Linked DNA regions of Homo sapiens: region 2 is linked to region 1. The links are chromatin loops, found by intact Hi-C in ENCODE. Cell type or tissue: testis. All regions are shown on one strand.

Region 1 (8,000 bases):
TATTACATCAAATAGCTTATTTCAAACTGTGAAACACATTCAAAGTATTCAATTTCTTAGACAACATGCATACATTTTAATACTCAGCTTGACACTTTTAAATATATAAACCACAATTCTTTATACTTCTATATCAAAAAAGAAAGTCAGACAGAACACTTATCTACATTGTGCATATCACAAAAAGCAAATGTGTTTTCACGAATGGAAAGCACTGGGTTAACACACATGATTGTCATTTTACAAATATGGCTATTCACCTTCTTCATAATAAAATAGAAATATAATGTATTATTTACATGAACTACACATTATTTCACTTTTTGGCAATTATATAAGTAGCAGCAATTGGTTTAAAGATTGATGTTTAAAAACTCTACATTTAACTTGGATGAATACCGATGAATATATATCTGGTTAATATAAAAATTGCATAATGCAAGATGCTTTGATGCAATGTCACTTCTCCCTTTCACAAAAGTCACAGACACAAATCCGTGACCAGTGAGCCTGTTGCTTACAACATATAATTATATGAGTGTCATTTAATCAGCTTGCTTTTGCATAACACAGTAGTTGGGGTTCTGAATTAAATTTCTGTAATTTAATGCAAATTTGCCTGATAATTTACATAATTTACATAATTTCAAAGATGTTTTATCTATGTTTCATATTCTTTAATGGCAGTGGCTCTTCACTGGGACCCCTAGCTTCTAGCCAGAGTAGGTAATTATCTGTAAACAAAACAAATGCAACGGGAACCTTAAATACTTCAAAAAGAACTCTGAAATGAAGTTTGTGAACCTGATAGTACAGTGAATTATCTTTCTAAAAAGTGGTCATCTCATTTCCCAGCGATAAATTTGCTTTAGAGTGGGGGACCCTTATGGTGAGGAAATGTAAATCATATGGCAGTGGTCTACCAGGAAGAGACATTCTGTTTTCATTAGTATTTGGAACAACACATTTTAACATTTGTAAAAACAAAACAAAAATCCTACTAATATTGGCGGATTAAAAAAAAAAATACTGTGTGGCGAATAGAGGTGACATGTGCCTTTCCTTGGCCAATATTCAACTACAAACCAGCAGTCCTGAATGTCTTTTTCAAGGCAGGAGAGTGAGGTGGAGGAGCATTCTGCACTTTCCGTGGGCAGTCAGTTATATGTCCAGAGCAAGTGCAAGGCAAGGCCCAAGCTGAGGGGAAGGAGGAGGGAGTGGCAAGAAGGCCTGGCCCTGACACCGGCCGATGGCACACTGCTGGAGACCTGTACCTGGGAAATGATGAGGGCAGAGAGAGGGACATGGGACGCCAAAGTCGGGCTGTCAGAGTTGATAAGGGACTCAATCTTCTCTGCTTCTTTATTGCAGGCTTCAATCTGTGAGGAGAAACAAGGTTCCCTTAATATAAAACCACAGAACGTTTTCAACATCAAGCCAGACAAATTCCACGTATATCCTAAAAGTAGCGTGGCCTCAGAGGGCATTTACTTTCTCTTTGTCCTTCTGTTCTTATCCAAAGTAACATTTTATTATAGTTTTAGTTTATTACATAAATATAGCAGCATTAATGGAAATCAAACCAGAAAAGAAATAATTGGCCATGTGTTGTGGCTCATGCCTGTAATCCTAGCACTCTGGGAGGCCAAGGTGGGAGGGTAGCTTGAGCCCAGGAGTTCGAGACCAGCCTGGGCAATGTAGCAAGATCCCATCTCAAAGAAAAGAAAAGAAGAAAAAAGAAAAGAGAAAGACAAGAAATAATCCACAATGCCACTGCCCTAATCAATCAACTGTTTTCATTTTTCCACACCTGTTACCCACACCTCTTACCCACATTTAGACTTTATCCTTACATGGTTAGTTAGGGTCACACAGAATACAATTTTAATGTCCATTGAAACATGAAAAGGAAAACAACGACGAGATGAACTTCCTAGTGATTCACAGACTGCTTGCCTTCGTTCCCTTCCCTTGAGCCCTCACTGCCTTTGATGTTGAAACTTGGGTCTACGTGAGTGGGGTTCTACATGTCTCCAGACTGACAAAGAAACACTAGAGCCCACATGACCAGCTCTGATGGGATCTTCCTCCACAGTGGGCACACAGCTCTCAGGAGACTGGAGTCTTTTCTGGCTTTATCACTGCATGACCTGCACCAGTTCCTTCCCCGGCTTGGGCATCAGCTGCCTCGTCTGTACAATGGGTGGATTAGAGACAGTGATTTCTCGGACCCCTTCCAGCTGTGCACACTCCCAGTCACAGTATCTTAATCCCTCCCCTGCCCTGGTGCCTCTGCATCCCACTGTCAAATGTGCACCAGGTCTCAGCCACTGGCAAAGTGCTCAGTCCTTTAGAGATTGCCTTGCTTTTCTCCCTCCTGTCCCGCTGAACTTCCCAAATGCCTCCACTCCCTCACCCACGGATCCTTCCTCGGTCCTAGTTTGTGCCCACTCCCTCCTAGGTGCACCAAACTTGAAAGTGACAAGATGGCTTCACAACATGTGCTGAACTCACCTGCAGAGCTTTTGGATAGTGATCGACGGGAATGATCAGGATCACAATTTCTGATTCAATGCTGAAGTATCCAAACACATCACACTGTGGGACAGACACGTGCATGCGGATTTTCTGAAGTATTTCCAGAACTGTTATTGGCTTTTTATTTGTTACCTGGAAAGAGAAAACATGTATTACCTGAAAAAAAGAAGAATTCCTATGACTGCCTAAGCTCCCTTGCTTTGGGCTGCCAGCTGAGGAGGCTCTTTTGACCGCACAGCCCTCAGCGGAAGGCCCAACCGCAGCTTTGCTAGGCCAAATTCTGAATCTCCAGTCCATCACAATGGGGTTTTGCCTGACTGAGAAACTCTGTAGTGAAGATACATACTTTCACCAGAACCACTTTTGCAAAAAGTGACTGTTCTGAGGTAGAGGTCACAGGGTTTTTAAAAATACAGGTGTTTGTAATCAAAATGGGGCTAAATCTCTAGGTTGTGGCAAGTGTTGGGTGCAACATTTCTGGAGCCCTGTGATGGTGCAGAAAAGAGAGAGGGCAGAACTATGCAGGGAACGGGCAGGGCTCCAGAAGATCCCCTCAGGAGGCACGGGGACTGGTGTGAGGGGAGGCGACCTCAAAAGCACCTGGGCACCCACCAGTCTCTGGCTACCTGGCTCTGCCTGCAGCCCCACCTATGCTTACTGTGCCAGCAGGGGCCTTTTCTAAGAAAGGCTCACGCTGACTGTGATGTGCACAGCCAGGGTGTAGGGGGGAGGAACATGGGCTTGGGAGTCAGCCAGCCTGGGTGCAAACCCTCGTCCTACTGATTAAGGGCTATATGGCCCTGGGAAAGTTGCTTTTCTGAAGATTAGTTTCTTTATCTATGAATGAGGACAACACATTCTACTCTCTAGGATTACTGAGAGGCTTAGCAATAAGATTTCAATAGCATCTGAATATAAAGCAATTTACCTTAGCAATAGTATCCAGTTTTTCTTTGTCAAATAAAACTCTTAACATCCCAGCACATAATGGGCAACAAGCACCTGTATAACAGAAACCATTTTATGTGCGTTCAGAATTAGAAACAAAGAGAATTTAAAATCCTTAGTGAAATGTCCAGCCCTTCATTTTGGGCAGGAGAGTTACAGTGTCCTTCCCAAAGACTGTACCTTCATATAAGCTCCTTGACCAACCTGGAGTCCTCTCATCTCTACATTTACCAAAATCCTTTCTCTACCCCTGCTTTTCATCCTTCACCACTCCTTGGAGTGAGAAGGCTGTGGTGCAGATAGCATAGAGACAGCTGGCTTTTCAAGAGACCTGGGGCCTGATCCTGCTCTGCCTCAAAACTCACTGTGTGATTCTGGGCAAATGCTTCTGCCAGGCCTTGTTTCCCTGTCTGCAAAATAAGGGAGTTGGTGTTTCAGGGGTTCCATGAGTGTTTGATTCAAATTTAATTTTTTTTTTTTTTGAGACAGAGTCTCGCTCTGTTGCCCAGGCTAGAGTGCAGTGGCGCGATCTCGGCTCACTGCAAGCTCCGCCTCCCGGGTTCATGCCATTCTCCTGCCTCAGCCTCCAGAGTAGCTGGGACTACAGGTGCCCGCCACCATGCCCGGCTAATTTTTTTGTATTTTTAGTAGAGACAGGGTTTCACCGTGTTAGTCAGGATGGTTTCGATCTCCTGATCTCGTGATCCGCCTGCCTCGGCCTCCCAAAGTGCTGGGATTACAGGCGTGAGCCACCACGCCCGACCGATTCAAATTTAATTTTAAAAATTATTTTAAACTGCTAAAACCCATAACAGAATATGGCATAATCAAATATAATATTATGCCGTATTTTCACACGACAGAGATTTAACCAATCCATTAGCAGCCTCTCTGCCCTGGGCCCCTCCGATTCCCCTTCATTTCGTGTCATCGTACTTGCTGCCATCTGGTTTAGTGCAGATTTGCATGGCAACTTATGTTTGGTCTGTCACCTCCCTCAGAACATGGTCTCCAGAAGGAAAAGGGCTTTGTTTTTCTCACTGCTGTGTCCCCAGTGCTTAGAGGAGCGTCTGGCACATAGTGAAAGCTAAATAAACATTTGATGAATTAACGGATGGAGGAATGAACCTGTTAGATCCAGATTAACCTGTTCTGTGCAGACTTGGAATAAAGTCTCTTCTGCTACTTCTGTTTGACTAAGAGTGTGAGATTGTAAGGTAAGCTGTTTTAAAAAACTGTTATTGCTAAAAACAGTCTGTATGAAACAAAACTTTTCTGATTATATGCAACTAAAACAATTAAATTAGATGTTAAGGCCAATCTAAGACAACAACTATCTTCTATTTCTCTCAATTTCAAAAGTTTGTGTTCATCAAAACTACTTTAATTATTCATTAATTAGTAATTCGTTATTTGTTAACTTTGTAATAAGTAAACATTATGCATTTAATAACCCTAATTTTCATAATTGAATACTGCTTTATCTGTTTATATATTGGTGTCTGGTGTAAGATTTAGCTTGAGAAAAGGCTGCTGTATTGTTTTAAAATAGCAGGACACCAGATGATATCGAAGGCAAGCCCTAGTTTTTTAAGGTCAACCCAAAGTAGTGAGTATGATCAGCATAAGAATCTCTTCAAGACTTTCTGAAAAACGTAAATGAGCTCTCTTCTCAATGACTCACTCTCTGGAGGTGGATAAGCAAATCTTCTCAGTCCTCCCCTGTCCACCCCGATACTGCCAGCCTACCCGGTGGGATGATGGGTTTGCATCCAGCTGCCAAGAGCGAAGGACACTTGACAGAAGCACACTCGGCGACGGAGCTGTGCTCTGAGAGGACTCCGACGGCCTGGCAGTCCCCATAGTAATCGACTGCCACGCGATCCGAGTAGGCAGCACACACACTGCTGTAGGTCTCACCATTGTGCCCACATACGGGCTCGGTTGCTCTGCAAAAGGGCTGAGGGCAAACAAATCACATTTAGCCTGGAAATGTCTATGTTGTACCTTTCCCAACCAAGAGTACACAGCATGCCTCCCTATTTTCAGGAAGGAAAAAAGACACAGGTATAAATTATGAGGACCTCTTAAGTTCCTGAGGTGGGCTAAATGCTGGGGGTGGTGGTGGCGTGGGCAGCAATATGGGTGTCTCCAGATGAGCTGAAAGATTACTTTTCTCAGCCTCTCTGGGATCTGGGTGCTTATTCCATGTGAACTGATAAGAGATAAAAATCTTCTTTCCTGCTACCTCTCTCTGCTCTGCTCAGACTTCTGTTAGTATCCCAGAAGCGCCTCTTTAAGATGACCAGATCAATCTTCATGCAAATGCAGAGGTCTTATCATTTCATGCTGGGTATGGGATAAGGAGAGGGAGGAGTTGGGGGAGCAGTGGGGTAGACAGACTCTGGAGCCAACAGGTAGGTCAGGAATAGATCAGAGAAAAATCACAGCCAGGAGAAGGGAACAAGTAGGGGAAGACAGAATTCAGGGTAGATGGGATCAATGCAAATGGCACAGGGGCTCTGAGAGAAAACAAGCATGTTTCAGGGAGACATCATGATGGAATTTTTCTAACCATGAAGACCAGAGAATGTGAAGCAATCATTTTAAGTGTTAGCTGGTTGTGGGCAGCGGATGCTAGGCCCAAAGCACGGCCCCAGGGAGAGGGGCAAGCATAAAATCAGTGGTGCATGTGAGAAGCCTCAAAAGGAATTGTCCTTGGTTTTTTCTTTTTTTTTAGATGGAGTCTTGCTCTGTCACCCAGGCTGGAGTGCAATGGCATGATCTCGGCTCACTGCAACTTCCGCCTCCCGGGTTCAAGCGATTCTCCTGCCTCAGCCTCCTGAGTAGCTGGGATTACAGGCATGTGCCACCATGCCCAGCTAATTTTTGTATTTTTAGTAGAGATGGGGTTTCACCATGTTGGTCAAGCTGATCTTGAACTCCTGACCTTGTGATCCACCTCTTCTGCCTCCCAAAGTGCTGGGATTACAGGCGTGAGCCACCGCGCCCGGCCCAGTTTTTTTCCTTAAAACATAAATGCAGATTCCATAAACCTACAAAACTGAGAGATAAGCTGATGTAAAAAGACATTAAGTCTTAAAGAAAATTTCAATGACTTTTCAGTACCTTGGGAGGTGGGACTGATGTGGGAAGAGTGGGAAAACTTTTCTTGGTTTTGACTCACATTCTTCCTGCTTTGTTTCTTAGTGAGGGCCCAGAGAACTATGAGAAGTAAGAATGATGTTGACCATGCCAGGGTTGTGAAACTTTTAAGTTCTTTTCCTAGGAGTGGACTGCAAGAAGCCACTCTCTGTTCTTGCTTGTACACCAGATGTGCAAAGGTACACACACTAGCAAGATAGCTTCCAGAGTTAGGAGAAGGAGCCAGTCTTCCTTTTTAGTGGAGGACTGGGTGCTATAGATTTGACAGGATTCACAGAAGACCCTCGGCTGGTCTTACTGTTGATTCATCTGTAAAATATCATAAACCAATTTTATCCGTAGTGTACTTTGTTTTGTCAGCCAAAGCACTGTACCTGGCAGGGACCTTTGTAAGAGAGGCTTTTTCCTCTTTGGTATAAAGTGCAGAGATTGTTGTGCTCCATGTGGTCTGTGTCACAAACAGGATCTTGGACCTGGTCACACGCGAGCTGTCTTGGTACACACTCATACTGGCTACATCCAAATTTATCAAAAGTCGTCAGGCAGACCTGTGGTTTGGGTATGCACCTGAAAAAGACGAATGCAGCACCATGAGCCAATGTAGGGAGGGACTGTGGTGGGGCTAGCAAAGCACTAGATGAGGGATAGGAGGCTGAAGAGAGAGCAAGAGATGAATCAGGACAGTCCTGTCTCCAAAGAGCTTATGTAGAGTGGGAGAGTCAAGCCTGTATATACAGTAGGCTAAAAAGTAGAAAAGATGTGCACAAAGCTTGCGGGGATGAGTCATTCTCGTCTGGGGAGCCTGAAGAAAGCATGGGGAGGAGGCAGTGTTCTAGCTGGAGGCTGGGGGGGCAAAGGGGGCAGCATGGGCTTGCCAGGCTGAGAGAGCAGCCATGAACACAGGTGTGATGCTCAAGGAATGTGGTGCTGGGGAAATGGCAGGTGATCCAGAGGGCAGGAGCCAAGCAGGCACAGACAGACCTATAGCAGAAGGGCCATGATATGAGGCCAAGAGATAGGCTGGAGCCTGAGGCTGGAGGCCCTTGCATTCAGTAACAAATGAAACACTTCCACGGGCTTAACTTTCAGCTTGGCTAATATGAGTCTACCTTAAGAAAAGGCCTCAGCTGGGCACGGTGCCTCACGCCTGTAATGCTAGCACTTTGGAAGGCCGAGGCGGGTGGATCACCTGAGGTCGGGAGTCGAGACCAGCCTGACCAACATGGAGAAACCCCATCTCTACTAAAAATACAAAATTAGCCAGGCATGGTGGCGCATGCCTGTAATCCCAGCTACTCAGGAGGCTGAGGCAGGATAATCGCTTGAACCCAGGAGGCGAAGGTTGCGGT
Region 2 (8,000 bases), 300 kb before region 1:
TTTTTCAGACAGAGTTTCGCTCTTACTGCCCAGGCTGGAGTGCAATGGTGTGATCTTGGCTCACTGCAACCTCCGCCTCCCGGGTTCAAGTGATTCTCCTGCCTCAGCCTCCCGAGTAGCTGGGATTACAGGCATCCGCTACCACGCCCGGCTAATTTTGTATTTTTAGTAGAGACGAGGTTTCTCCATGTTGGTCAGGCTGGTCTCAAACTCCTGACCTCAAGTGATCCTCCCACCTCAGCCTCCCAAAGTGCTGGTATTACAGGCGTGAGCCACCATGCCTGGCCCCAACCTGCTTTAAAAAAAAATAAACTTGGGAGCTGTGACCACCATGGGAGAAATTACTTGTTCAGGGGTAACCCACAGTGCTAGGGGTAGACCAGATCTTCTGTATCGAATGCAAGTTATATAAAATATTTGCTTAGGTATTCTGAGCACATTGTCAAAACGTGTTGATTCTTTGCTTGTTGTCTTTGCCTATCTTTCAGGCATGGTGTATTTCTCAGATTGGGGAAGAAAAGATGATTTTTCTTACATGATTTTTCTTATAAGTTTTCTCACTTTTAACTAATCCATGTGTGACTGGGGATGGAACCACAGTTCAGGCAAGGAGTATGAGGGCCAATTTATTTGTTGGACATCCTCTCTACAGCCTTGGAGGTGGTGTCCAATCCCCAATTTTTTGGCTTGATCTGTTGTTCTCCAGCTTAAAGTTTCTCTCCTGATATGTATCTGTTTATAGTTTATAGTGCTGGAAGAAACTGATTCCAGCTCTGATGTTAATTATTAAATCCTGTGAGTTACAAATTCTCATTAATTTATATTGGGCACAGCAATTTGCACAAGCCCTCCAGCATTATTTTTACATTCGTTCACAGGGCCATATTCCATAATTTCTAGGTGGCAAACGTTTATATTTGAGTAGCTACTACATACAGAGCAATGTTCTAGATACTGGGGATACTGCATTGAAGAAAACAGAAGTCTTTGCTCTTATGCAGCTTGCTTTCTGTGAGTGGGGAAAGGCAAGACAATAAAGATATTGTTAACTGATTATTTGTGTTGTGAAGAATAAGAAAGCAGGGAAGGGGGCATAGAAGTACTGGGAGAAGGTTGTCCTCTTTTTTTTTTTTTTTGGAGACAGAGTCTTGCTCTGTTGCCCAGGCTGGAGTGCAGTGGCGCGATCTCAGTTCACTGCAAGCTCTGCCTCCTGGGTTCACTCCATTCTCCTGCCTCAGCCTCCCTAGTAGCTGGGACTACAGGTGCCTGTCACCACGCCTGGCTAATTTTTTGTATTTGTAGTAGAGAGGGGGTTTCACTGTGTTAGCCAGGATGGTCTCGATCTCCTGACCTCGTGACCCACCCGCCTCGGCCTCCCAAAGTGCTAGGATTACAGGCGTGAGCCACCGTGCCCGGCCGAAGGTTGTCCTTTTAACCAGGTAGTCACAACACCCTTTGAAGTAGGGACTGCTTTATTCCAGTTTTATCAGTGAGGAATCTGAGGCACAGATTAAATATTTACCCAAGATCACACAGCAGTACACTGGGATTCCATCCCAAGCTGCCTTGCTCAAGTCTGTACTCTGCTGTTTGAAGAAACCTATTCCTATTTTAACTTCACCCATTCAACTGTGACATGCTTGGAGAAACATATCTGCAAGTGGAGAAGGCCTCAGAGAGTCACAGTGGAACTGAACCATTGGCACCAGTCCTTCTCGGTAGTTTTTTTTCTTGCCCCCAGGCCTTTATTCTGATTCATGACTATTTGTTATTCCAGGCTCCTTGCCAAGTCATCCCTACCCTGTGTCAGGTTCAGAATTCTGTGCGAGTTTTTTGTTTGTTTGTTTGTGACAGGGTCGCACTTTGTTACCCAGGCTGGGGTGCAGTGGCGCAATTTCTGCTCACTGCGACCTCTGCCCCCACCTTCAAGGGATTCTCCCACCTCAGCCTTCCCAAGTAGCTGGGAATACAGATGCCGTGCCACCTGTAGTCATGTTTCACTTAGATACTGAAATTAACTCAGCTAATGTCAGTTTGAAAATAGTCACATTTTCACAGTGACAACAAGCTTGAGCTGGGGAACTAGGTCTGACCTGAGAATGAGATAAAATATTGAAGAATTTGATAAGACTATTCTCTCAGTTGAGGTGAATTAACTTGTAGCCTCAATTATATATTTTTTCAGAGTTCTTGATACATTGCCAGGAGGATGGCCATTTGAGAAACGAAAATAGAAGAGTTCTTCCTAAACTGCTTATGTGTACTGATTCAGAGCAGGAGTCTTTCTTGACAAGAATTCCTTATAGTAGGCTTCATTCATTTGTCTTGGAAAAAAGCACCCATCCAGCTTGTGGTATAAGTAATCCCATGCATACTGCCTTCAGGGAAGATGGAAAATGTACTTACAGGTTCAATATCGCTTATCTAAAATGCTTGGGACCAGAAGTGTTTGGGATTTTGGATTTTTTTCAGGTTTTGTATATTTGCGTTATATACTGGTTGAGCATCCCAAATCTGAAAATCCAAAATGTTCCATTGAGTACTTCCTTTGAGTGTGAAATCTTTGCTCAGAAAGTTTTGGATTTTGTAGCATTTCAGATTTTGGATTTTTAGATTTTTGCTCGAGATGTACCAGTTTTTCTTCTGTGACTGTATACTTCCTTTTTCTTGATCTTTTTACTTTTTAGTATTTATTTGTTTATTTTTGAAATGGAGTCTTGCTCCATTGCCCAGGCTGGAATGCAGTGGTGTGATCTCGGCTCACTGCAACCTCCACTGCCAGGGTTCAAGCAATTCTCCAGCCTCAGCCTCCCGAGTAGCTGGGATTACAGGCATGCACCACCACCATGCCCAGCTAATTTGTTGTTGTTGTTGTTGTTTTTTGAGACAGAGTCTTGCTCTGTCACCCAGGCTGGAGTGCAGTGGCACCATCTCGCCTCACTGCAACCTCCGCCTCCCAGGTTCAAGCGATTCTCCTGCCTCAGCCTCCTGAGTTGCTGGGATTACAGGCGCGTACCACCACATTTGGCTAATTTTTGTATTTTTAGTAGAGATAGGGTTTCACCATGTTGGCCAAGCTGGTCATGAACTCCTGACCTCAAGTGATCTGCCCGCCTCAGCCTCCCAAAGTGCTGGGATTACAGGCATGAGCCACTGCGCCCAGCCTGTATTTTTTTTTCGTAGAGATGGGGTTTCACCATGCTGGCCAGGCTGGTCTTCAGCTCCTGTCCTCAAGTGATCCACCTGCTTTGGTCTTCCAAAGTGCCGGGATTACAGGCATGAATCATCATGCCTGGCCTCTTTTTAATTTTTAAAAATTACATATTGATTGTTGGCCAGGCGCAGTGGCTCATGCCTGTAATCCCAGCACTTTGGGAGGCCGAAATGAGTGGATCACTCAACCTCAAGAGTTTGAGACCAGCTGACCAGCCTGGACAACATGGCAAAACCCTGTGTATACAAAAAATACAAAATTAGCTGGGCCTAGTGGTACACACCTGTGGTCCTAGCTACTCAGGAGGCTGAGGCGGGAAGATTACTTGAGGTTGCATGGAGATCAAGCCACTGCATTCCAGCCTGGGTGATGGAGTGAGACCCTGTCTCCAAAAAAAAAAAAAAAATCACATATTGATTGTAAAAACAAACACAGCACTCTATTCAGTTTCTCTCCTGAGAAATAACAATTGGAATTTCAGTATTAACAGATTGTTTTTTCTTACCATATTTGTATGAAATGTTTTTCATCCTTGTAAAATCAAGTTCCTTGATTGTACCTTGGTAGAGAAAGATTCTCTAGCTTAAGATAGGAACTAGATTTGTAAAAGTTAAGCAGTGTTTCATTTAAAAAGTGGTGGAAGTGGCTGGGTTTGGTGGCTCATGCTTGTAATCCCAGCAGATTGGGAGGCCAAGGCAGGCAGGTCACTTGGGGCCAGGAGTTCGAGACCAGCCTGGCCAACATGGTGAAACCCTGTCTCTACTAAAAATACAAAAATTAGCTGAGCGTAGTGGTGCACGCCTGTAATCCCAGCTACTCGGAAGGTTGAGGCAGGAGAATCTCTTGAACCCAGAAGTGGAGTTTGTATTGAACCGAGATTGCACCACTGCACTCCCGCCTGGGTGACAGAGTGAGATTCTGTCTCCAAAACCAAAAAAAGTGATGGAAGTATTGTTAATTTATAGAATTATTATTGGTACTTTTAGGTAAATAGTTCAAATATCAAAAATAAAAGTTAACCTACTGTTAGAATTCAAGTAAGATGTATAATTTTAAATCAAAAGCGGGCAGGATTAACTTGCAGCTTCTACTCGGATGGACAAAACAGTGTGTGGAGACTCACATCGTGAACTTTTGCTTCAAGAACTACCGCAGGAACATAACAGTAAAACCGAAATTATTCACAGACCCTTTGAAATAAGCGGCTTGTCGCTGCAAATTCCATGAGACAGCCAAAAGCTGTGAGTGCCCAAAGTGAAGAGGGGGAAAGTCTGCCTCTGAACACACATCCTCACTGGGGAACCTGAAAATCCAGATCATGGGAGAAGGATTTAACCTTACCTGGAGCTGATACGAATTTAGAGAGCCAAATGAAATATAAAAGTTGATGCAAGGCCAGGCGCGGTGGCTCCCAGCCAAAAAGTGCTGTAATCCCAGCACTTTGGGAGGCCAAGGTGGGTGGATCATCTGCAGTCAGGAGTTCGAGACCAGCCTGGCTAACGTGGCGAAATCCTATCTCTACTAAAAATACAGAAATTAGCTGGGCATGTGGCACATGCCTGTAATCCCAGCTACTTAGGCAGCTGAGGCAGGAGAATCGCTTTAACCAAGGAGGCGGAGGCTGCAGTGAGCTGAGATGGTGCCGCTGCACTCCAGCCTGGGCCACAGAATGTGACTCTGTCTCAAAAAAAAAAAAAAAAAAAAAAAAAAAATATCGAGGCAGCAGCAAGAAGGAGCCCTGTAGACACTTCTAGTCCCCAGGGAAGCCATTTCTGACTTTTATCTTACCAGGGGTTCTTGGGAAAGGCTGCCATTAGAAATGGGGAAGGACCACAGGGAGAAGAAAACTTACAGCCTAACTTTGTAATAATTTTGACTGAGTGCAAATTTTCCTGGGCAATATTTGGGAGTGGGCAAACCGAAAGTGCAGATACTGGCACAGAAGTTAGGGCAGGCAGGGAGGGGCAAGACCTGAAATCCTTGCCTGCTTTCTCAGCAGGGGCTTTTGTAGCCTGGGGCAAAATCTCAGCCTTGCTCTAAGGCTGCCTGGATATAACGGTGTTGTCAGGGCATGGTGGGACTGAGACCGGCCTTGCTGGTTGTGGAGGAATTCGGTGAGGCCTGTCACTGCCAGCTTGCCCCCAACTCCCTGGTGATCTGTTTGAAGCAGCAGAGGCAACCATAATCCCCCAGGGAATACAATTTTATTGGCCTGAGAATCACACCCCCATCCCCCATCCTCCCATCTCCCACCCCCTCCCCCTCCCTCCGCCCTGTGGCCACAGCAAGCCCCGCCCAAGGAGAGTCTCAGATATGCCTAACCTGGCCCTTACTTGATGGTCTTTTTCCGCCCTGGTAGCGTAAAACAAAACACATAATATCTTGAGAGCTCTATGGTGCCACCCATCACCTGATAAATCAGAATACTTATCCAAGTGACCTTAGGGCAAACTTGTATCCCCCGCCCCGTACTACTGCAGTCGATGTTGTATTGAAAGCGCCACCTTCTGACTGGAGGCCAACCAACTGAAGCCATTACAGCAACTCATAAAAGAACAACTCTGCACCAAGAAAGGAGAAAATAATAGCAAATTCCACTGCCTGTAACATCCTAGCTAACCAGAGGTTCTGAGTCTGTCCATGTTACAACTTCACTGCCAGCACAACCAGCATTTGAGAAAACCAGTGCACTAAACAAAACTACCAAGGACCCTCACAGGGTCCACTTCATTCCCCTGCTACCTCCATCGGAGCAGATGCCACAGCTGAGAGACCGGGATACTGATCACATTACAGGACTCTTTGCAGACACTCCCCAGTACCAGCCCGGACCCCAGTAGCTCTACTAGGTGGCTAGATGCAGAAGAGCAGCAACAATCACTGTAGTCCAGCTCTCAGGAACCTCATCCCTAGGGGAAGGGGGAGAGCACCATGTCAGGGGATCACCCCATGGGACAAAAGAATCTGAACAACAGCTATTGAGCCCCAGATCTTTCCTCTGACATTAGAAAAAAACAAAAAAACAAAAAAAACAAGATACGGACAAAAAAATCTCCAGAGAAATAAAATCAATAAAACAACAATCACAACTTCAGGAAATGAAAGACACACTTAAATACAAAATACACTGGAAAATTTCAATAGAATTGAACAAGAAAGAAGTTGAGGGCTCAAAGATAAGGCTTTTTAATTAACCCAGTGTGACAAAAAAGAAAAAAACTGAATAAAGCCTCCAATAAGTTTGAGATTATGTTAAACGATCAAGCCTAAGAATAATTGGTGTTGTTGAGGAAGAAGGGAAATCTAAAAATTTGGAAAACTTATTTGAGGGAATGATTGAGGAAAATTTCCCTGGCCTTGCTAGAGATCTATACATCCAAATACGAGAAACTCAAATAACTCCTGGGAAATGCATTGCAAAAAGATTATCACCTAGGCACACAGTCATCAGGCTAACTAAAATAAAGATGAAGAAAAGAACCTTAAGAACTGTTAGGGAAAAGCATAAAGGAAAACCTGTCAGATTAACAGCACGTTTTTCAGCAGAAACCCTGCAAGCTAGAAGGGATTGGAGTCCTATGTTTAGCCTCCTTAAACAAAACAATTACCAGCCACGAATTTTGTATCCAGTGAAACTAAGCTTCATAAATAAAGGAAAGATAAAAGTCTTATTCAGACAAACAAATGCTGAGAGAATTCGACACCACCAAGCCAGCACTACAGGAACTGCTAAAAGGAGTTCTAAATCTTTTTTTTTTTTTTTTTTTGGAGACAGAGTTTCGCTCTCGTTGCCCAGGCTGGAGTGCAATGGTGCGATCCCGGCTCACCACAACCTCCACCTCCTGGGTTCTAGTGATTCTCCTGCCTCAGCCTCCCGAGTAGCTGGGATTACAGGCATGTGCCACCACGCCCGGCTAATTTTTTGTATTTTTAGTAGAGACAGGGTTTCTCCATGTAGGTCAGGCTGGTCTCGAACTCCCAACCTCAGGTGATCTGCCCCCCTCAGCCTCCCAAAGTGCTGGGATGAACAGGCGTGAGCCCAGTTCTAAATCTTGAAACAAAACAAAACTTCAAAGTACACCAAAATAGAACCTCCTTAAAGCATAAATCTCACGGGGCCTATAAAACAATAACACAAGGAAAAAATACCAAGATATTCAGGCAGCAGCGAGAACGATGAATAGAATAGTAGCTAACATCTCAATACTAACGTTGAATGTAAATGGCCTAAATGCTCCACAAAGAATACAGAGTGGCAGAATGGGTAAGAATTCACCAACCAAGTATCTGCTGTCTTCAAGAGACTCACCTAACACATAAGGACTCACATAAACATAAGGTAAAGGAGTGAAAAAAGATATTCCATGCAAATGGACATGAAAAGCAAACAGGAGTCGCTATCCGGAGTCGCTATCCTTATATCAGACGAAACAGACTTTAAAGCAGTAACAGTTAACAAAGACAAGGAGGGACATTATGTAATGATAAAAGGACTGGTCCAACAGGAAAATATCATAATCCTAAATATATTTGCATTTAACACTGGAGCTCCCAAATTTACAAAACAATTGCTACTAGAAAACAGCAGCACAATAATAGTGGAGGACTTCAATACTCCACTGACAGCACTAGACAAGTCATCAAGATGGAAAGTTAACAAAGAAACAATGGGCTTGAACTATACAACAAAAGTGACCAAATGAGAATCAAATCAAGAACTCAACTGCTTTTACAATAGCTGCAAAAACAAACAAACAAAACTAGGAATAGACCTAAGAGCTGAAAG

Evidence for each region. A loop is a pair of places that touch in the nucleus more often than their neighbours do. Peaks named below come from ENCODE experiments on the same cell type or tissue, not always from the same donor. Only the 100,000 strongest peaks of a DNase experiment are listed, where the experiment ranks them.
Region 2: it touches region 1 in a loop (8-fold over the local background); 2 of 110 quality-filtered maps call a loop at or near these places.

Annotation. Positions count from the first base shown.
Region 1 is chr9:36,116,203-36,124,202 of GRCh38, reverse strand. RECK (reversion inducing cysteine rich protein with kazal motifs) reads right to left here. Exons shown (of 21, transcript NM_021111.3): 17 at 7,026-7,218; 18 at 5,236-5,446; 19 at 3,467-3,540; 20 at 2,515-2,670; 21 at 1-1,379. The coding sequence ends at 1,158. Among named protein-coding and RNA genes, the nearest start is that of GLIPR2, 17 kb to the left of the region's middle. In testis, no CTCF peak of the experiment used is centred here; a DNase peak (open chromatin) is centred at 3,262.
Region 2 is chr9:36,413,669-36,421,668 of GRCh38, reverse strand. LOC124902152 (a long non-coding RNA gene) reads left to right here and starts at 7,279. Exons shown (of 2, transcript XR_007061475.1): 1 at 7,279-8,000. It also overlaps a transcript of RNF38 not described here. RefSeq lists an enhancer at 5,359-5,981. In testis, no CTCF peak of the experiment used is centred here; no DNase peak of the experiment used is centred here.